Regions from separate parts of the Mus musculus genome. Here region 2 is linked to region 1. Evidence: chromatin loops called from intact Hi-C (ENCODE). Cell type or tissue: left cerebral cortex. All regions are shown on one strand. Each heading gives the region's core, and the rest is flanking DNA. Links, peaks and the distances in the headings are about the cores only.

Region 1 (11,559 bases), core at 2,490-10,489:
ATAATCTTCTTAGCCTAGTGAATCGTCTTTGTCTTTCCTGGTTTCTTCAGATTTCTTCTGATCAGATAAAGGTTATAAATTTTACATGCCCCGGGGATTGATACCAGTGCAGAATCATGCTTTTAATGCCATCTATTTTTCTATGTGCCTCATGCTTACATACAAAGCTATAAATTCCAGTTTTCCAATTCAATGTCTAATAGCTAGAACTGGCAAAACAAAAACAACAACAGCAACAACAACACAAAACAAAACAACAAAATCCAAGCTCTTGATTTTTTACCTTTCTATAAATATCCATTTGCCAAATTCTACAACAACAATAATATTGTCATCTCTGTGTATTAGGTTGCTTATACCAAAGTCTCAAAGTCATCATTAGGTTTATTCTCTCTTTCACAACATCTATCTATCCATTTTATAACCTTAACCTTCAGGACACATTGACGACTCCCATCTGATCTCTGCTACTGTAATTACCATCAGTCAGCCTCCCCTGGGGATTTCTACACTAGTACCTCACACATATCGCCCTTCCTTCACTTAGCATGTGCACTAACCACCCTACACCCATGCTAAGGTCATTTCCACACCAGCCGTGTCTACTTGCAGCACACAGCTTAAGTCCCAAGTATATACAAGCACAGATGGTCTGTCTGCCTGTTCTTGTCCAAGCCTATCTTCTTCTTCTTCTTCTTCTTTTTTTTTAAATTAGGTATTTTCCTCGTTTACATTTCCAATGCTATCCCAAAAGTCCCCCATACCCACCCCCACAATCCCTTACCCACCCACTCCCCCTTTTTGGCCCTGACATTCCCCTGTATTGGGGCATATAAAGTTTGCAAGTCCAATGGGCCTCTCTTTGCAGTGATGGCCGACTAGGCCATCTTTTGATACATATGCAGCTAGAGACAAGAGCTCCGGGGTACTGGTTAGTTCATATTGTTGTTCCACCTATAGGGTTGCAGTTCCCTTTAGCTCCTTGGGTACTTTCTCTAGCTCCTCCATTGGGGCCGTGCCTATCTTCTATTCTCAGTCTATCCTCTCACTCCATCTGCACTAATTTCACTACTATTCCTTGGGTTTGTCCATTGTAGAACAGCCACCTCAAGGCGTTGGAGAGACTCTTTCCTCTGCCTTATGTCATCTTCTTACAATTTCTTACTTATCTTGCATAGAGATTTGAAGAGTTTTGACCCCCATAGCCTCATGTGTTTGAATGTTTGGCCCATGGAAAGTGGCACTATTAGAAAGTGTGGTATGTTTGCAGTAGGTATGGCCTTGTGTCATGGGGTAGGTGGGCTTTGAAGTCTCCTAGTGCTCAAGCTCCACCCAGTGTAGTCTTTCAGACCCTCTCCCCAGATGCCTGCAGAAGACAGTCTCCTCCTGGTTGCCTTTGGTTCAAGATGTAGAACTCTCGGCTCCATCAGCATCATGTCTGCCTGCACACTGCCATAATCCCACCAGGATGATAATTGACTGAACCTCTGAAGCTGTAAGCCAGCCTCAATTAAATGTTGTCCTTTAAAGAGCTGCCTTTGTTATGGTATCTCTTCACAGCAATGAAACCCTAAGATATCTTGTTTATCTACTTAGTCAAAAGCTAAGTTAGATCTTGCCTGATATTCCTGTCTTAACATATCATCGGTGCTACACCCTGGAAGCCCTATTCTTCCTCTCAGCCTATTTCTCTTTTCTGGTATTTCTCTTATTCTTTATTTTCTCCTTTTACAGAAACATGAAATACCTGTGAGACAGGGATATTCAGTAAACTGCTGTATTCCCATGGCCTACTATAGTGTACCCTTTCATATTTATTGTGTACATAATAAATATTATTTTAAAATAAGCTTGCAGGCTGAGCAAAGAAGAAAGAAAACAGAAGGCACAATTAAATGGTGAAATGAGTTTCCTTGTTTGCCTAGATTTTAAAGGACATTAGGAGGAAATAACTACAGAGGGCCGTTAGAGCTGAAAATATACACAAAAGCTTGCATACTTTTCATTGGTGGTAAATAGATGGCTCACTTGGCGTTTTTGTATCCTTTTACTTATAAACTTGCCAAGAACATACACACATTGATAATCTTGACTAAAGTGTTTGGAATTTTAGGTTAATGATGTTAGGAGAAGAAATGGTCCTCTGGTCCCGCATATTTTAGCAAAATCATTCAACTCTGGGATAGAAGGAGTGAAGGGGCATGTGGCCATCACTTGGAAGTTTGCGTGAGGATTTCTCACCAGATGGTAAAAATAACTAAATTATGACTTATTTATGCATCAATAGTCAATGTGATATTTTCATTTTACTATAAATGAAAATGCCTTTACTAGAAACAAAAATGCTCTTTCTAACTCAATTCTTGTTCAGGGATATTGATGATGCTGATTTTGAAGATGGGGAAGCCATGTCTCAGAGTATAAGTGATTTATCTGAGACCGAAGCCCAGAGACCAGAGTATCTCATTTGCCTGGGCGGCATTGTATTTATGGCTGGATTTCTACCATTCTCGGGAAGGAAGGGACACACTGGATTTGGCTCCAAGCTTAGTGAGAGCAGGATTATTTGACAAGTTATTTAATTGTTTCTAAAGATGCCTCCAGCCTTTTGGTTTTAAAGTAGTCGTTGTGAGGTTTAGCAAAGTATTGACAACCCCTTGTCAGTTCTAAGGATAAATTCTAATGAGTCATAGGGAAATGCAATCAAACATTCACAGGCAAGAAGCAAAATGCTAACGCTGTTGGTATGGACTTAAATGTTCAGATGTATGAAGTTCAGTGATTTGCAAGAAAATGGGTAACTAGATAAGGAAACAAAATACTGAAAGGAATATGGATTATCTTCAATTAAATAATTCAGAGTGAAAGATGTAGTTTCTCTTTTGTATCTCTTTAGCAAACACTGAAATCTCTGAATTGAATTTTGAGCTGTTACTCAATGTGCTAAGAAGCTGATAAATATCCAAAAAAGGTTAGTAGCCTTTGCTGAGTGATTACATGGTATATTAACATAACTTCATTTTTCTTAGTTTCCCTACTTGTAAACTAGTCCTAGTAATGATGGTGGCTTCATGTGATCACAAGAGGGTTAAAGTTATAAATCCTTGTGAAAGGCCAAACATGTGGAAGGTATTTACACAATCACTGATTGTACTCTGAGAGGAAGACTCATCCTGAAAACACCTCTGTAAATTAGCTTTTCCCCGCATAGCAAAGCACAGAATCACCTCCTATTAACAAAACCATGAAGTCTGGGACATGCTAATCTAAGAAACAGCATAGGCTATACTAATTAAAAGCACAAACATCATGGTAGCCTCTTATGAATGAAATTCTCATTAATATGTTTATGAATGATGTTTTTTGGGGTGCTTTTCCATCTTTATTTTGTCTGAAAAATTCTGACAGGGAAATGAAAACCATGATACAAATTCTCCAACACTTCCTGTAACTTTTATACTAGTTGTGATTTGATTTTGTAACCTTTCATATCAAGGAGTGGATTCTATTTTCCTAAATATGTGTGTGTGTGTGTGTGTGTGTGTGTGTGTGTGTGTGTGTGTGTGTGTGCTGATTTTGTGAGGCCACTGAGAAATACCTGAGTTTCAAAAGACTTGGTGAGCTTGGCTCAGATTATGAAGATCCAAAATGTATTAATAATAATAATAATAATAAATGGTGGCTATTTCCAGCAACAAATAATGAAATTTGTTATACAATGTTATATATAAAGCATCAATAATAAATCATATCTAAATCTTAGTTCAGTGGTAACTTGTGTCATTTCTGTAACATGCAACATATAGTGTTTCTCTCCCTCAATATTCTGTGCTTACCAATTTTGTGGTATATGCTATTTGATGCTATGTGATCTCTTGACTTGAGAGTCAGTGAGTCAATGGACTTTGAGTCAATATTACTCAATATCTTTCAAGGGCATCATTTTTGGATGTCCTGTTTATAATGGAAAAGTCTGGCAGATGATGTGCTCAGCCAGATCTTCATCATTCGGTTTATGCACACATCCAATTTTGGGGTCTTTGGTTATCTGAAAACCAGGAAGCATTCAGCTTCTTGTCAGAGCACTGATTGCATGCCAGAATCCTATATTTTAAATGTTGTTTTAATGATATATATGATTTAAATATGTATTTGTCTCACCAGTGGCCTCTCTAAAGCCATTCAATGGTCACATAATAAATTTTTTTTTCACAGTCAGAACTAGATGAGGACAGCTGGCTAGATTCCCATGTGTGTTTGCCTAGGTACATGTGTGTAAGTGGGTATGTGCAAATGTGTGTGTGTGTGTGTGTGTGTGTGTGTGTGTGTGTGTGTGTAGGCCAGAGGACCTTGGGTGTGGTTCCTCAGTCATCAGCTGGGATAATTACTATTACACCTTTTTTGGGCGGGTCCTGGAAACTGCACTCAGGTTCTCATGCTTGCAAGGCCAACCAAACCATTAACACAGTCCTCATTGTCAGCACTGATCATTTTCTTTGGGCTCATCAAACTCAACAGAATTATCCCTTCTTAAAAGTAATGAATTTCTTGGCAAATGCCATGGATCCAGAGAATAGCAGACTCAATGGCCAAGGTCACACATCCAGAGAATGGCAGGCTCAATTACCATCCAAACCAGTCTGGTGTTAGACTCTTTCAGATAACTATTCTTCAAAGTGTTTCTCGTGTAAGATGGAGATGAACCTTATTTTTCTTTGGAAGTCGCTTGTAGGACTAAGGGTTTTACCCATTTCTTTTTGTTCACTTATCAAACTGTGAAGAATGAAAAATTCTATAATAACTCTCCTCTAAACGAAACAGAAACATTACATATGATGCCTATTATCAAATGCTACATGCTGGAAGTACTAAGTATATTTTTTGAGTGAATGAGTAAGCTTCCATCATAATCAAATCTTCACAATATTGGCTGTACAGGAAAAGCCCACACTAACTGAGTCAATTCAGGAAGGAAATCGCTCCACATACACATGTGTATACACACACACATTGCTTTGACACAAACTCCAAGTTGGCTCTGAAGTAGTGGGCAATCGTCATGCTTCAGTTTTCTAAGACTAAGATTAGAAGTATGTGCGCACACACCTGCCTGCTGCCTGGAAATTTGTATGCAAATGTTGTAATTAATTTTTAATTAATTATAACTTTAACCTTATCTGGATTTATCTTATCTGAATCTCCATGCTATTTGTACCAGTCCTCTAGTTAAAATTTGTTTTGGCCAACTCAGATTAGATTCATTTGTTTTAACTGTGCAGAAAAAAAAAAAAAACCTGAAAATTTGGCTTGGTTTTGCCTTTTTAGCACTAATTTCCCCAGTTTATGTTAGGTGAAACCACCTCCTCTTTTTTTTTTTTTTTTTCTGTAGCTTAGACACTTTAAATCAGCTTTCAATCTCTATCCAAGTCTCACAATCGTCAGAGAGGACCTTTGGAGCAACTTATAGACATAGTGTGAAAACCTGCCCTGTGCCCACCCACCAGTTCCATCAGATGGTGGAGGAGGGAGGATTACATGGTCCAAAATGTTTAGGCATATGTTTCCATTTCCAAGATTCACTGCACACACCACGGTAACCTGTGCATCAGGTTGTGCGGAAGAGAATGGTGCTTCTTTGTATTTTTCGGCCTCACAAATGAAACTAGTATGACAACCAAACCTATTATACTCGCATGAAAATAATATTTTGGTTATTTTTTACTGGCATGTGTGTGTGTGGTGTGTGTGTGTGTGTGAATAGCTTTGGGGAAACTACTGGTTTAAATTTTTTTTATCGTCACAAATTACTTTAAATAAGTTAGAAAATATTTTTGAGTAGACCATGTTATTTCAGCTTAGTTCAACCCTCTAAATTTTCATTATTAAATGCCTGGGTAATTGTCATATTTTAAATACCATTAAAAGAGAATCAGCCAAATGTGGTTGGAATGCCTAACATTATATATATTTTCCTGTTATCTTTTCATAAATATTCTATGTAATGTCTGTTTTTCTATGGCAAGGCAGAGACTATCTTTTTCAAGGTTTTTTTTTTTAATTATGTGTATATATCCACAGCTGTCTGTATATAACCTGTATGTGGGTACCCTTGGCGGGCAGAACAGTGAGTTACACATCCCATAGACCTGGAGTTATAGGCAGTTGTGATTTAATTGTCATGGATGTTGAAAACAGAACTTAGGTCCTCTGGAACATCCTCAAGTACACGTAATCATAGAGACATCTTTCCAGCCTACAGAGTGTGTTCTCTGCTATATAAAAGTAATTTGAGGGATATGAAAAAGGATTTTTAATTATGGTAAGGGTGCGATTCCCTTGGAATTTCTAAACCTATATTCTTAAAAAAGACTACGATTCCCATGGAGTACCTGTGGTGGTTTGAATATAAATGGCCTCCATAGACTCAAATGTATAAATGCTTGGACCATAGGGACTGTTAGGAGGTATGGCCTTAGTAGTTTGTTGGAGGAAGTATGTCACTGGGCTGGGGGTTGTGTTGGGGGTAGACTTTGATGTCTTATAAGCTCAAGTCTCACCAGTATGTTAGTCTCTGTCTGTTGCCTGTGGATCAAGATGTATAACTCTCAACTCCTTCTGCAGCACTATGTCTTCCTGTTTGCCACCATATTTCCCACCACAATGATAATGGACTAAACCTCTGAAACTGTAAGCTAATCCCAATGAAATCTTTTCCTTTATAAGAGTTGCTGCGGTCATGGTATCTTTTCTCAGCAAGAAAACCCTAAGCTGTATCCCTAAGAAAGGGGTGTGTATACACAGACATATGTGTGCAAGTATGTATTTAGGTGGCCTGGAATTCCTTGAAAAAAAATATTTGTTTTTAACATCTCCCAGTGTTTTACTGAGACCAAAGAAAGAAGTGAGTTTCATTACATTTAAAGGATTTGAAAGCTGTCCTCGGGAGAATAGCCTAACACCTGCCAGAATATGATAGAACAGAGTCCTCACTGAGATTTCAAATTCCCACTCATGGATCATATCCTAAAATGTCAAGAAAAGACTCTTTATTCATAAATAACTGGTAAGCAGTAATTTATGCCTGTACATTTATCTCGAAAAGTCAATAACCATCCATTTTGGTTTTTTTGCAAACTCTACATAAAACATCCAAACGGGCCATTTTGTTCAGTACAATATAACATAGCTGTTTGGCATTACCAAATATATATGTATATATATTTATAGATATGTACATGTGCTGAAAAAAGAAGCCGGTGCATCCTTGCTAAGGAGTCCATCCAAGTATTTACTGTACAACATTCAGAATTTACACTGATAATACAAGGCACAAAAAGTGTGGTATGAAGCCAAGGCCATGCTTCGCTTAGACCCTCTCCTGTGGCTTGCTCACTCCTTCAGCTTCATGTCCGAGTTAGTGTTCAGCTCTGCTTAAAATGTTATTTCATATTTTTTTTGGCTTTGAACACATCAAATGAACATTGAGAGTGGTATGGGTTTGAAAAAACTAAATGAATCATTTGAAAGAACACCCCCATGTACCTTCCCAAAATAAACAGAACAAAATGAAATAGGTTTGAAACTCTCCTTTATAGGAGGAGGGAAATATATCACCCATATTTCCAAGTTTGGGCTTAGGAAAATGAGTCAGCACTTCTCTACCTGTCCATGCTGACAATACTTCTAGGTCATGATTTATTGGAGTGTCTGTACCAATCAGACCTGGTTACGAAGAACAGAAATTCTGTTCTTCATGTGGTGTAGAGAAGGAGACAGCCGTTTCCCTGATAGTGGAATTTTGACACTTGGGTATTTCCCTGTTATCGAGAAGTTTTCTATGGGAGCAGGAAGCATCTAGGAGAGGCCCTTGTTGGGGGCTTCTGTTCTCAGCTTTTCTCCCAGGAAGCCCTGGTGGGTGTGTCCTGGTTATTCTCCATCTTTCCACTCCCCATGCTTGGCAACAAAGGAACATTAGAATTGCTGTCTCCACATTTGAGCAGAATGCTTGTGTTTTGGGAAAGGGTCTTGTGGCATGACATTTGGCTTATTCCCTTTAAATATCATGCATTCATCAGAACTCTAGTTGGTTCATTACTGACTAGAAATGTATCCAATTTTAAGGTTATTGTACAACTTTCCCAATTCTGGAATTTCGGTCTGAATCATTTCTTTTCTTTTCTTTCTTCTTCTTTTTTTTTTTTAATGAGTCAGATAAATTTGAAACAAAGGGGCATATTCATTATACCCATGCCTTTAGTGAAAGTATTTGACACATATTTCTATTCCCAAAAAGAAAGTCATTAGCAGGTTCTCTGATATATAATAGAATCAAATGGTGGAACTTTGTGGAAAAAAGATATAACTCCTGCTGAAGTTAATACTGATAAGGGGCAGGGAGCTTAGGCCTGTCGAGGATGCTTCCTGCCTTTTTTTTTTTTTAATCTTTGGGTTCAGATACATGGTTCAGATACATGGTAGGTTCGAAGACATGAAGTTGCAACGTTACTGTCTTAGGCCCACTTCGTGAGGACACCCCAAATCCATGATCTTCACAGCAAAAGGAAAAAAAAAAAGCAATGAGGAGCTGCCTCAAAAACCACAATTATTCTATGCAAGATAAACTTCCTACTTCTGATCACAGTACTACACACTAGTGACTAATAGCCAGGCCTGGCGCCATCCCCTTTGATTCTCAGGGAAAAAAAATTACAGCATATAAATTGCCATTTCAGTTTTGTTGGTGACCCTGTAATGGGGATGTGAGGAGTCCACAGTAGACACTGGCTCTCCTAGAGTTGCTTCTGGAAAAGACACCACATGCTGTCAATACAGCCAAACAGCTTTGTCACCGCAGCTAGTGAAAGAGTTTGGAAAAGAAACACAAAATATGCAACACATCTAAGATTAGTAACAGTTTCACTTTTGTGACATTTGACAAAATACAGTTTTGCTTGTTGTAGTTCAGAAAAACTCTATGCGGACAAAAACAGTGGCAACTATTGAAACGGTGGCCATTCAAGTCTTGGCCCAAAGCATCAATGTTCAAATACAGCTCTATGACAATGAACACCAAAGGGCTAATAAAATGTGGTCACCATCGGTAAGCCCACGCTTTTGTTCTTGCAGGTGCTGTGACTGTCACCTGTAGTCCAGGCTTTGGGAGTTACTAAGTGTTCAGGTTCTGCAATGCTTCATGAGCAATAGAATGAAAATGGGCCGCGCAGTAGGCCAGAGAGGCACGTTTTTCAGCTCCTTCCTCATTTCTGCTGGAATAAAGACCTCAGAGAGTGTTGCCTTAGCATGCCTGATAGCTCTATCATTCAACACATTTACAGAGGCCAGGCAGACCAAGAAACTGAAAATATCTGAAAGGAAAAATCTAAAACAGAAACATATCCAAAGATGTTGTTAACATTCTGAAAGTCACAGGTAAATTCGGTCAAAATGTATAAAACCATTCACGCCATTTTAATTTTCTAGCTTTGCTTTTCATGTTTGATATTTAGAGGGTTTTTTTGTTTGTTTGTTTTTTGTTTGTTTGTTTGTTTGTTTTGTCCAGGAAACAAAATCACTGTAATAAATATTTTACTCCAAAGAGAACCCTGTGTGATTGGACTTAATAGTCCTTCTCATAGCCAAATGAATGAAGAGGAAGAAGAAAAAAAAATACCAGGACCACAGCAGTTGGAGATAAAAATAAGAGAAAAGTTCCTCTCTTTAAAGGAAACTATCTCAATTCCCTTCATCCCTTACAAAAAGGCCAATAAAATTTTGTGGAAGTACATCTGAGTTTTATGAGTCTACCCGCACTGGTGAATGAAGGTAGCATTTAAAACCACAGAACAAGTTTCCTTTTGGATTAAAGAATGCAAATGTAAACTACTCAGACTGTGTATGTGGAGTGGTAGAGACTGTAAATTAACGTAATGCTGCTGTAGTCTAGCAAACCTGTGGATCTCACCATTTTTGTGGCAAAATTTAAACTCATATTTAAAGTATAGATTTAATGTCTCCAAGCACTGAGAAATTTGGCATTGAGTAGGATTGTTTTTGTAAAAAATTTATGTTTTTAAGTATTTAAGGACACTTTTAATTTTTGTTTTATCTTGCACTAGGACAGTGACACTTCCGAATTTAGCGCCCAGAGTAATGTGGAAACCTCTTCCAGGATGGGCATTTGAGCTGTGACAGGTGAAAGTCATGCAAAAGCTTGGGGTCACAGTGAGTCATTGCATGTTCAAGTGTGAGCTAAGCCTTGAGACCTGCAGACCCTCCCTGGACACACACAATCCCTTGGTCTGTAAATCTCACAGACCAGGATTCTCTTTGAAATTTCACTGTAAAATATTATACCACAACCCTGGCATTCAAAGACCACAGAATGTGACATATTTATTTTAAAATCCTGTGTAGCATCCTAGCAGAAATAAGATAGATATAAAGAAGGAAACATAAAAAGTCAAGGGGAACCTCACTGAACCATGGTCTGGGATGTGAGGTGACTCCTGTTGACGCCTCCCTTATTACCTCATGTGATATTATGATCAAGTGCACTTATAAACACAGGCCAAAAAAAAAAAAATCAAACAAACAGAACACAAAACCTGAATCTAATGGGGGCAACTGCAGACACATGGGACCAACCTTCATGCTGTTCCTGCTACCTCACCTTAAAATAACCTACACAGATGCCAGGACAGTTACAATTTTTTATCTGTTTATAATATTATAAAAAAGCTGTTAAAAATCTACAAAGAACGTGTGTAGGTTCACAAAACATATAAACAATTATAAGGCCAATTGGAAGGGAAAGAAGAGAAGTGGATAGGGTAGGAAATGTAAAACAAAAATCTTCCACATAGATGTTAATATAGGATCTCTCTAGAGTGTGTTGCAAATAGTTTGTTACCTAACAAGTGATGCCGATTCTGCCCGCACCCGACCCTACTGTTCATCGTCATCTGGTTTGTAGCTCATCAACCATTTACATCTCTTCTCCCAGAAACTCTATCAGTGATGCCAAGAAGTTCTATATGCCTTTTCTCTTTCTTCTTCACAAGGATGAATAAATAACTTGAGTCTAAGGGAAAATGGTGTTCTCCTGATCCAGATATGGCATTCTGACTAAGTCTGTCAGTTCGAAGATGATTCATTTGTTCAATAGAGTAAGCCTTTCATTCCTGAGCAAAGCAACCCGGGTTCTTTTGATTTGCACACGGCAAAGCCTTTTATGTGATATGGAGGACCTGATATATCACATGCTCGTTAGATAAAAATAGCTAACACATTCAAGAATTCTTCAATGTCTGTTCCAAGGGGTTATAACGTCAACCTGAATTTAGGTATTTCCACTTGGGAAGAGGTTGCGAGCATTTGTTTTCACACAAAGGACCTATAAAAACAATAGCATGTCATGTCCTCATTCCCAAGGATTCTTTTTTGTCCTATTTCTGATCATGCTTTTTCAAACGTAATCATCCTCAAAAAAAAAAAAAGCTAAGTAGCTGCCTGGAAGTTAATGTAGGTGGTTGGCTTGGGTTGTCCTCCTTGTGGGCAGTT
Region 2 (11,559 bases), core at 1,482-9,481, 230 kb after region 1:
TCCACTCCTATTATCCGTACGTTTGGTCTTCTTATTGTGTCCTGGATTTCCTGGATATTTTGAGTTAGGATCTTTTTGCATTTTCCAGTTTCTTTGATTGTTGTGCCGATGTTCTCTATGGAATCTTCTGCACCTGAGATTCTCTCTTCCATCTCTTGTATTCTGTTGCTGATGCTCAAATCTATGGTTCCAGATTTCTTTCCTAGGGTTTCTATCTCTAGTGTTGCCTCGCTTTGAGTTTTCTTTATTGTGTCTACTTCCCTTTTTAGGTCTAGTATGGTTTTGTTCATTTCCATCACCTGTTTGTATGTTTTTTCCTCTTTTTCTGTAAGGACTTCTACCTGTTTGATTGTGTTTTCCTGTTTTTCTTTAAGGACTTGTAACTCTTTAGCAGTGTTCTCCTGTATTTCTTTAAGTGATTTATTAAAGTCCTTCTTGATGTCCTCTACCATCATCATGAGATATGCTTTTAAATCTAGGTCTAGGTTCTCAGGTGTGTTGGGGTTCCCTGGACTGGGCGAAGTGGGTGTGCTGGGTTCTGGTGATGGTGAGTGGTCTTGGTTCCTGTTAGTAAGATTCCTCCGTTTACCTTTCGCCATCTGGTAATCTCTGGAGTTAGTAGTTATAGTTGACTCTGTTTAGAGATTGTTCTTCTGGTGATTCTGTTACCGTCTCTCAGCAGACCTGGGAGACAGATTCTCTCCTCTGAGTTTCAGTGCTCAGAGCACTCTCTGCTGGCAAGCTCTCTTACAGGGAAGGTGCGCAGATATCTTGTATTTGGACCTCCTCCTGGCCGAAGAAGAAGGCCCAAAACAGGACCTTTCTCAGACACTGTGTTGCTTTGGCAGTTCCCAGGTGGTACAGACTCTCACCTAAGCAGACTAAATTCCTAAGTTCCTTGGAGTCCCGGGACCAAGATGGCGACCGCTGCTGCTGTGGCTTAGGTCGCCTCCCCAGCCGGGCGGGCACCTGTCCTCCGGTCCGGAAGGTGGCCGGCTGTCCCCGGCCCACACAGGGTGCTGCCTCAGCGCCTCTGTGCTTCTGCCTGTTCCAGAAGCTGTCAGGTTCTCTGGCGCACCCTCTCACCTGTTCAGACTAATTTCCTAAGTTCGGCGGGTCCCGGACCAAGATGGCGACCGCTGCTGCTGTGGCTTAGGCCGCCTCCCCAGCTGGGTGGGCACCTGTCCTCCGGTCCGGAAGGTGGCCGGCTGTCCCCGGCCCACACAGGGTGCTGCCTCAGCGCCTCTGTGCTTCTGCCTGTTCCAGAGGCTGTCAGGTTCTCTGGGTAATAGTTTTCTATTAAATTCTTCTCATAATTACTTAAGTATCATAAAATATACTTAAGTAAGGGCAGTGAAGGGAGACATGGTACTATATTAAAGAATTCCACAAGTCTGAATCTAATATATATATATATATATATATATATATATATATATATATATATATATATATGTGTGTGTGTGTGTGTGTGTGTGTGTGTGTGTGTGTGTGTGTGTGTGTATAATACTAGAATTAAATAATTCCTGTTGCCAGTGAACCCACAGATCTAGCTATCTGCATGGGTTTGTGGTAACTTTTGTAAAGAAGCTTGCTATAAGATCAGTTGTATAAACATTCAGGACATATAGTTGACTTGTACAGTTATATATGTTTCTTTGCTTTTGTAGCAATTTTCAAGTGAATTCCTACTTACTAAGAATATACTTACTTCAGAATATACTTCCACAGGGTAGGTTGGCTTTAGCCCTATTCCATATTTCCTTATCATATGGAAGCATGCAACCTGGGTAAGCAAGTACAAAAATACCTAATGATGTGAATCTCAGAACACTTCCCATGGTTCAGTGGGGCAAGATCATAGAGATATAAACACAGAAAGAGTGGCAACAGTAAGCTGTATCAGTGTTAACCTGAAGACTCTCAGTACATGGCTGAAGGAAATTCTAGGCACTATGATGTAACCTCAGTTAAGGTCTACCATTATGTCAAACATTTGCTTGAGTTGTGCCTTCATGTTGGCCTTGCTCTCCATTTAGCTTGATGACCTAGAACCTCTGTTCACCTTCAGAGTGCTGGGATTATAGGATGTTTGTGGAGTGCAGAGGTTCAAATGTAGGATCTCCTGAATGCTAAGTAAGCACTCTACCAATGAACTGACTCCACTTACTCTTGATATCATCGTTTAATTTGTAAGCAACCTGTCTGCCATCTTACCTAGATATCTAACGTAAGTATATAGTCTCAAATGTCACTGTCAGATGTATGTCCTTTTCTTCTCCATGTATAGTGCACGAGGCGATTCTATAGCAGGAACATTGCTCCACCATTGGTCATGTCTGGTTCCAGGCTCTAGAGTCATTTGTCACCTTAATACTTAGACCTTAATACCTAGATGCTGCTGCTGGCTTTATAGTAAAAACAGCACTCTTTAAATCCTGTATGATAGAATTTGAGGGTATCCATAGGCTTCCAAGGCCAGTTATTTCACTTAAAAAAAAAACCCAATTACTACATATATGGCCTGAGTTTTCAGAGTTGGCTCACAGGTGTTATGCTCCATATAATTTCACATGCTTCAAAAGACTGATTTTCCTGGTCCAAACTTTTATCTTTTAAACACCAAACTTTGCTCACTGTACACTAGGGCTCAGAAAGCATGCTCCCAGATCTGCTTCTGTAAGTCTCCATGGCACATCTGTGCAAACATGACACTCATTAGCACTGGGCTTGACAAGCAAACAGCATTTGCATGGTTTCAGGTAGATACAACTGCACCCCACAGTGTGCAGCCTCGCTACTGGACTGCAGCTGTACTTTAGCAAACATACATTCCTTGACTAGATGATTTTATGCAGCTTACAATATGATTACGAAACTAAGCCTCTCACATCCTTCAGTAGTATCTTATATCTTATAGATTAATGTATGGTTATGGGAAATGATTGATCTTTAGAAGAAAGCTAGCTTATTGCCTTTCTTAACTTTAGGGGACATTTTGCTGTAAAAAGAGAAATTAAGGCTTTAAACTTGTGTGCATTTCATACAAGGTATTGAAGACTGTTTCCCACAATGTAGGAGTATGTGGACAGAGAATATTGGACCAGAGCAGACAGTGTAAACAGTTGAGGTCACATATGTAATACATGGTGTAACATGATTGTAATGTTTCATCTCTTCTATTCCCTTTTGGCCTCTGCTTACTGCACTGCTGACAGTATGCAGTCATCTCCAGATAAGGGAAGCCAAAGATGACTCTTCCATGTTCTTATTAGCCATAGACTCACAAGAAAGTCAGACAGCTGGACATCATCACAATGAACAATGAACAGATGCCTTTTTCTGAAGAGGAGTTAAGCTTTACATGAATAGCATTGCTGTTCAAGACGTACCCACTACAAAGGTGACAATAAGATCTGCTTGTGACTTGGAAGTCAAAACAGTGAAGGTAATAACGGTGGAACCTTGAGGCAGTTCAAAAATATAAAAAGATAGATGGGAGGTGGTGGCTCATGCCTTTAATCCCAGCACTTGGGAGGCAGTGGCAGGAGGATTTCTGAGTTCGAGGCCATCCTGTTCTATAGAGTGAGTTCCAAGACAGCCAGGGCTACACAGAGAAACCCTGTCTCGAAAAAAGAAAAAAAAAAACTATATCTATCTATCTCTCTGTATCTATCTACATATAGAATGAATTCACAGGTAATTTCAAAATAATTGTGATTACAAATATCATGATAACAGTCCTAAAAAAATTCTGTGGGAAGACAGAAATGGAAACTTGAATCCATAAAATTTGGAAGCTGGATACCAGAGTAGGCTCTTGGATGTCCAAATTAGTCTAAGAGGCTGTTGAGGTCAGTGGGGTGAACAGATTTGTTATGCTGGTGTCTATGTATAAGGCAACAAGTAGGATAATCCTTCAATAGGGGCATAACGTACGAATAAAGAGTCAGAGACAGGGAGATGGACCTATGCATGTTCTCTGGGACAATAATGAACACAGGCAAAGTACAGACAGGGAAAGCAGCCTATACCTCTGAGCCTAAGAATTTATACCCAAGCATCTAAGACAGTGGTTCTTAACCCTCCTAATGCAGTTCCTTATGTTGTCGTGACCCCCCAACCATAAAATCACTTTCCTTGATCCTTTATGAATGAAATTTTGGTAATGTTATAAATCACAATATAAATATCTGTGTTCACTGAAGGTCTTAGGTGACCCATCTGAAAAGGTCACTTGACCCCCCACAAAGAGGCTGTGAACCACAGGTTGAGAATCTAAGTGGTGCTCATTCACTCACTCACTCACTCACTCACTCACTCACTCACTCACTCACTCAGGTGGAGCGCAGCACACCTGTAAGGACGTCATGGGGCAAGGCAGGCAAAAGAGGTTACTCCTGAAAATTTTACAGTATACGAACATTTATTTATCCCCATATTTAATGTTGCTAGCAGGAGGCAGAGGCCCCAGCAGTTCCCAGCATATGAAATTATTTACTGAAGCCAGGAAGCTGCGCTGCACAATAGAGACAACTGAATAGTTTTTTTTTTCTTTTCTGATTTTTCAAAAGGAAACCACCTCCAAAAGAAAAATAAAATAATCCTGTTTCACTCCAGCATGCAAGTATAGAGCACCCTGTGGCTGTAAATGAGATTTTTCTAATTTCTTCATTCCTTGCCACAATTGCATAGATATTTTAGAAGCATCTCAAATAAACATCATATTTACATTTTATTCAGCATGTCTCAAATTATGCCCCTTTTTAAAAAAAAATCAACAAAATAGTGATTTCCTACTGTGTATTCTTCCAAATGTCCAACTTGCTAGAACAGGCTCAATTATAGGACAGGGATAGTTCCTTCTCAGTACAAAATTAGGTAAAGTAGCCAAGTGTCAAGAAGGGTTTCCTTGACTAAGAGTTTAATGCTACAGGCACAACACCTTATAAGCAGATGAAGGAGAGAAAGAAAAACAGAGAATAAAAGAGAGGGCTAAGCTGCCAAATGTTCACCCATGAAAATAAACAACTAGGAATGATTGAGTATTCCTGGTTTTGACAATAGTCCAGCAGCAGATGCCACAGCACGACGTATCTTCCAGCCCAAGTGAAGCAGACGGATGAGGGAGGGCCTGTGGGAGTTGTTCCCTGGAGACAGGCTTCTGCCAGCTTGGTGGGGGTCAATGTAGGCTGCTTTTATTTACCTATTTTTACCTTCCTAAACTCACTTTGGTAACTAGGTCTCTGCTATTTCCAGCCCCCTGTAGTTGGTGGCCAGCCAATTTCTCCCTGTTCATGCCTTAGTGTGATTAAGGGGGATCTTAGTGAAGGCGGATGACAAGCACACTGGCTCCCAATAAGAAGCGTACACACAGTAGAACTTGACCATGAGGCGGTTCAGGTTCACAACTGACTTAGAAATGAAAGAGGAAAACAACTGCCATTTCCCTCAAGAAAGTACTCAAATGCACATAAAGGTTTCTATTTTGATTCTCCCGTTTCTATTTAACAGAGGGCAACTCACAGGGCTTAGCAGTAAGAATACGCAAGGGAATACAATGGGCAGACAGATGGGGCTCTGTTCCACTTTGGTAATGGCTAGATGACCTTCCCCTTCAGTCACGGTCTTTATCTTTTGGCAACACGTTGAACAAAGCAGGCATAGGAAATCCTAAATGGGGCAAATAGAAATGCCTCAAATAATATTACATAAATTCTCAGGACTGGAGGTACAGGGCGTTCATCAACTAGCAGCTCTCACATTCAGGAAGCTCAATAGAAATTCTCAATTAGAGACCCAATACTAGGCTTCCTGAATTATTTGAACTGAATCTTCAGCATTAGATGAGGACCATGCTGATTGCTGATTGACATGATGGTGCACGGTGGAGTTATGGAAATCTTGTTCCTAGGCAAGATATCCCAATGATATCTGCTTACAGACTCACAAAATCCTTAACCATATTATACAATCACATAGTAGATAGCAAACTAAATAATAAATAATATAAGCATAAATAATTTACAACATTTATCATATTTCCATAGTCTAATCCAGAGTATCATAGAAGACAGTGCTCGGTATCTGTAACTTTTACCTCCAATAGGGTCCACTCTGAGGAACAGATGAATCATAAAAAATAACAGGAGATTTTTCTCAGTGTTGCTTCCTCTTAAAAATCAAACCATCTCTAAGCAGCAGCATCCAGAGAACCTCCTGGTGTTTCGTAGAGATTAGTAACCCTGATCACATCAAGAGGCTCCTGTCAATATGTCCCCCAGCTCGACGTCCCAGTTGCCTTGGCGCTTTTGCCCAATGCAATTTAAAAAATTTTAAATCCTTAATGGCTCATTGGCTCAATGCAGGAAGCATAAGGGGCTCAGATGCTGAAACAGAACGGTTTATTGAATTCTATAAAGATGACAGTAAATTGTAAAGTCCCTTCGGATGATGGTCCTCACGTTCATAAACTGCATTTATCTACCAATGATTATTTAGCACATTAAGATGCCTCTATTACTTAAAAAACAATCTTAAAAAGAAGAAACATTGTAACAATTATATCTAATTTGCCTATTCATTTATTCAGAATGAGGACTATCCTCATGTGCAATGTGCTATTCGTTAGGAAGTACTTACACGCAAAAGTCAGAACTCTTTTCTCTCAGTCTAATAAAAATAGAAAATCATTTTAAACATGTTTTTCCTGCAAGCGAATAAAACATCCAAGTAAGATCCTGAAGGCACCCCCACATACACTTTTGATGCCATTACACTAGTTAAATTTCAATTTACATTTTAATACACATTGGTCCCCAAGTCAAATGCAATATTTAATGACAAATCATGTCTTGGCTTGCATAAATAATTTTAAATAAATTAAAGAGCCTCTAACTTGCTACATGGGAAGAAATTAAAAATATGTTGGAAACACTATTAGAGAACTCATTAAGTGAATTGTATAATACGGGCTATAATGATATTCTAACATTTTTGCTTGAAAAAATATTTATATACAAATGAGCTTATCATATGAAAAGTACAGTTCCTTTAAAATCTTTAGAGAGAATCACAAGATTATTATCAGAAAAGGATCTCAGACGTCTATGAAGGTCAAATGATTAAAGGGAAAGTGACATAATGAAAAATTCCTTTTCCATTATTAATATTTCCTAATCTCTTATTTTATCATGCAGAGAGGGTCAGCACAGTAGAGGCAAACCTAGAAGACTCAGTCAGTAAGCATCAGTGAAGACCAGCCCATGAAACAGTGCAGGAGAGGATCAGGTATGCCACAGGGCATCAGGTCATAGCTGGAGAGTATTCACTGGTGTTGTTAGGTTACATAATTAGTACTCGGGTATATCAGCAATGCTCAGAACAGCTCCAGGAAATAGGTACGGTTTCACATATGGAGATATTAAGACCGAGGAAAATGAGCTATGCTTTCCACCTGTACAAAACTAAGGCGATGCAGAACAGAAATGGAAATGGAGCAGGGATGTGAAGTCTAGGCTCTTCTCTCCTGTCCCGCTACACATGCAAATTAGCAGACTGCACTAGTGGATGGGGTGTGTCAGAAAGGCAAAGCTGACATGTGTGGCAACCATGCATTTGAAAGGACAAAGTGTGTGGAGTATAGTCCACGTGATGAGAGATGAGAACAGGTGGGTGTGAACCAATCTCTGATGGGCTTTGTGAACCAAACATGAGGTTCTGATAGACACATGGCAATCAGGACAACTGAGGGAGACAACCAAAGAGATGGACACAGACTGGGAAACCTGTATTGATAATAGTTCAAAGGATAGGCGACATGGACCTTGGAGAAGGAAGGCTGATGAGTGGGGGTGGGGGTGGGGGTGGAGAATGGAGCTCAGAAGACAGAAATTGAGTGAGCCAGGGTTGAATACTCTCATGCTGTTTCCTCTTCTCTGCTTGAATTGAGCACTACAGATACCCCGCCTTGACTAGGGATCTGGATGGCCTCTGTGAGTCCACATGGGAACACAGAACTGGACTTATTATGGGACAAATGAATGCAAACACACTCCCTCTCCTGGTTGACCTGCTACGTTAACATCATAAAATATTGGTTGGCTAATTTTAATTAACTAAGTAAGTATTGGAAAAAATGTTTCCCAAGGCTCTCACATTGAGTACAGCTTATGAGGTGACCTCTCTTTCCTGGTCTTGGAGGACTCACATGGCGTCCAGGAGAGGCCTCCCAAATCGCCAGTATTATGAAGGTAAAATGCATATTTTAAGAGGGAGATTTTGTTTCTGAAGAAACATAAATGTCTTTGCAAACAGCAATTCACTCCTATTCTTAATCCCTAAGCCACCAACATCTGCTATGGAGAATTCCTCCAGTCCTCAGACAAATCCCTCTTGTCCCATATTCTTTATGACACTCTCAAAAGGCAGGATTTGAATAAAACAACAATAACCATCTCTCCTGCCCCTCCCAGCTTCTTTCTATTGAGTTTTTCCCCCCTTTTTTCTTATAACAGTCCTAGGCGCAAAAAGGAGCAATTTGAGGATCTACAGAGGTGGGCTAATGGGAATGGGTAGGACAGGAGGAGAAGTTTACATATTATAAATCATATTCAGATTATAAAGACATAGATGCTGAAACAGGATAGAGAAATCCTGGACTCCTCAGAAAAGCAATTTTCTTTCTTTCTTTCTTTTTATTTCTCATCATTTTTCAACTATATATTTTTTTAAAAGTTATACTTGGGTCAAACAAATATAGTTTTGAAACCCATTTTCATGATTTAAGGTTAGCAGAGAAAGGACTTAACAGCGGGCTATAAAAACCCTCTAATGTTTTTAATGCCTTATTTTTGCAGATGGGCTGGAAAGTAGAATAAACAGCCATCACTCAGCTCGCCCCATGTAGGCTCCCCGTGAGCCTACATTGATGGGGAGAAGCAGAGTGCATTTGTGTGGGCTTTTTTTTCTCTGGAACACATTTTCCTGGCAGTGTGAAGACATTTGAGCTCTGAACATTCGGGAAGAATCTCTTAGGCAAACTGAGTTGCTTATTATCCTCTGCAGAAAATGTCCAAGCATTTTAAAGGAGAGTTTTAAGAACTAAATTTATTGGAAGTTGGAAAAGTCCATCTTGCTTCCCATTCATCTACATTCTGCAGAAGACCAGGATATATTCACAGAGCTCTTCAGCTGTATTTAATCCATGTTCAGACTCCTAAGACCCCAGGTCGCCTCCAAAGATCATCCCCAAAGGTACTTACAGGCTATGGGCACAGATCACCCCCAAAGGTACTTACAGGCTATGCGCACAGATGCCTTCCTACTCTTGGACGTTCCCAGGTGGCTCCACGCTACACACTGGCACCAGTAGTCCTCTGGCCCATGGAAGTCCTCCACTTGCTGCCTGGTGACATTGATAAACACTTCCCGGACCTTCAAGCCTGATGGGCAGACGGAGAACATTAGGTGAGGCAACTGTACTCCTCAATCACAAAGGTAAGGCCAGCCAAACCTTTTCTTTTTAATTAAACAATTCTGTTTTTAATCAAGGCAAGGTTTTAATTACCGTGACAGTAATATATTACTGCTAATTAAATTCCACTAGCTGAGTAGGCTGTAGAGTGCACACACAAAGTATTATCAACTAATGCAGTGCAGTACAATAGAATAGCATCCCTCTTTCATTGACCTGGTGCCCTCAGGGCTCTCAGTCTGTGTATAAAATGTACTATGAGGAATATGTACCAAAGTTAATGTCTAGAACCTAATCATCTCCATATAGTAAGCCCAAGGGCAGAGTTTTAAGTTGATCTTAGAGTCATCACAGGGTTTTGTAGCCAAGGAAGGGTTACTGTAATGGTGTGGCTTGAAAGAAAAGTATGTGTGTGTATGTATGTGTGTGTGTGCGTGAGAGAGAGAGAGAAAGACGGGGGGTGGGGGGAGAAACAGACCAGGAATTCAAGAAATGGCACAAATAGTGGCATCAAAGTTTGAGAACAAAGTCTAAAGGATACAAAGCAAATGGACAGGACAGAAAGGAAGCAGCCATCTTGATCTATAAGTCTAAGAATCCAGACAGAGGACCAAGGAAAACTCTCAGAGTAGTGCTGTGAGAAGATGGAGCAAGGGTTATAGAAACAGCAGAAAAGAAACACCTGAGCTAGGATAAAGCTGAAGACTTGTAACCTTTCAATGAGATTTTTATGACTCTGCATTGTCCTTCTAATCATTAGGAATAGGCTTGGTACGTGTAACTGTGGAGCTCAAACTCATTCATTCTTCTGGCCAAGGACCACTGGGCTCCTTCTATGCATATGGGAAGGTTGGCTAACCTTCATGGAGTGTCAGGGATGAAAGTGGATATTCCTTCTAGCTCCTTTAGTTACTTAATGACAAGTAAGGTCCCAGTCTCTAGTTCTCATGCCTTTCTGTCCCACAGACACTGGCTGACACTGGCCGCCATTATAAGCATGCTTCTTCAAAGCTTGAACATAGAAGCCCAGCACCACAGTGAGCCCTAGAGATCTTTATTCACTATATGTGCACATCTCCCAAAGATGGGATATGTTTTTCTATCCCCATGATGTAGACAAAAACATCCCATGACTTAGAGAGATGAGAGTCATTCATTCACATCTATGGTTTACAGAGGGAGCATTTTGTGGTTATCCCCTGCTTCTGCCTTATAAATTAATACTGAGGTTATTTTCACAATGAAAAGCTTATCTCTGTGCTCAAATTTTTTGTTCCTGATCATGGAAATAAGTCGAATACGTGAAAGAATTGAAGCAAAATTAAATGCCTAATTTAGATTATTTTCCCTTAAAAATAATAAAGAATTCAGAAGAATCTGCCTTGTCTTGTATCCGGTTTTGTTGTGATTGGTTGTTGTCTTTTGGAGCCTGCTCTTTTCTGAAGGAAAACAGAGGGGAGGGGAGGATGGGACTGGGGGGAGAGGTGAGGTGATAGGGAGCTGGGAGGAGTAAAGGGAGGGGAAACTGCTTAGGATGGGTTGTATGGGAGCAGAATGTACTTTCAAATTGTATTAGAGAAGAATCTATTTCAATTGAAAAAAACAAAACAAAACAAAAAAACAAAAAACAAAAACAAAAGAAAACAAAACAAACAAGGAAACAAACAAAAAAAAGTAGCAGAAAAAAAGCCTGGGGTTGGGGGATGGGGTCATTCCAATTCAAATGAGCCAAAGGCTCTGCAAGGAAGAAGTGGGATACAAGTCTACCTCTTCTGGTGGTAAATAAGAACAGAGGTGAACTAATCACATGGAGAACACCCATGCCACCCAGTCAAAAACGTATTATTCATAATATGTGACGAGAGACTGTTATGGACTCATAAAACATCATGGACAATTTGAGGTAGTCTTCCTAAGTTTGGAGGAGGTACCACACAACACTCATCCTGTTGGTGTTTTTTAACCATCCACATTTCCTCTGATGGAAAGCTCCAATATGTTGAATTCTTCTTTTGTTAAAGATTTGTGTCCTGCAATCTGTGGATTTCTCGAGAGCAAAGAAGTTGAGTGTTAATGCTAAGGAG

The links. A loop is a pair of places that touch in the nucleus more often than their neighbours do. Peaks named below come from ENCODE experiments on the same cell type or tissue, not always from the same donor. Only the 100,000 strongest peaks of a DNase experiment are listed, where the experiment ranks them.
Region 2: a loop joins it to region 1, with 5 times the contacts of the local background. A loop is called at or near these places in 3 of 42 quality-filtered maps.

What each region holds. Positions count from the first base shown.
Region 1 is chr8:28,639,692-28,651,250 of GRCm38, forward strand. It overlaps Unc5d (unc-5 netrin receptor D), which reads right to left. Exons shown (of 18, transcript NM_153135.3): 18 at 7,026-11,559. Among named protein-coding and RNA genes, the nearest start is that of Gm26795, 52 kb to the left of the region's middle. In left cerebral cortex, for the core only: no CTCF peak of the experiment used is centred there; DNase peaks (open chromatin) are centred at 5,523, 6,990, 7,462 and 7,899; H3K27ac peaks cover 1,360 bases.
Region 2 is chr8:28,866,197-28,877,755 of GRCm38, forward strand. It overlaps Unc5d (unc-5 netrin receptor D), which reads right to left. Exons shown (of 18, transcript NM_153135.3): 3 at 9,300-9,443. Among named protein-coding and RNA genes, the nearest start is that of Gm32505, 170 kb to the left of the region's middle. In left cerebral cortex, for the core only: a CTCF peak has its summit at 4,641; DNase peaks (open chromatin) are centred at 4,533, 5,180 and 8,371; H3K27ac peaks cover 2,139 bases.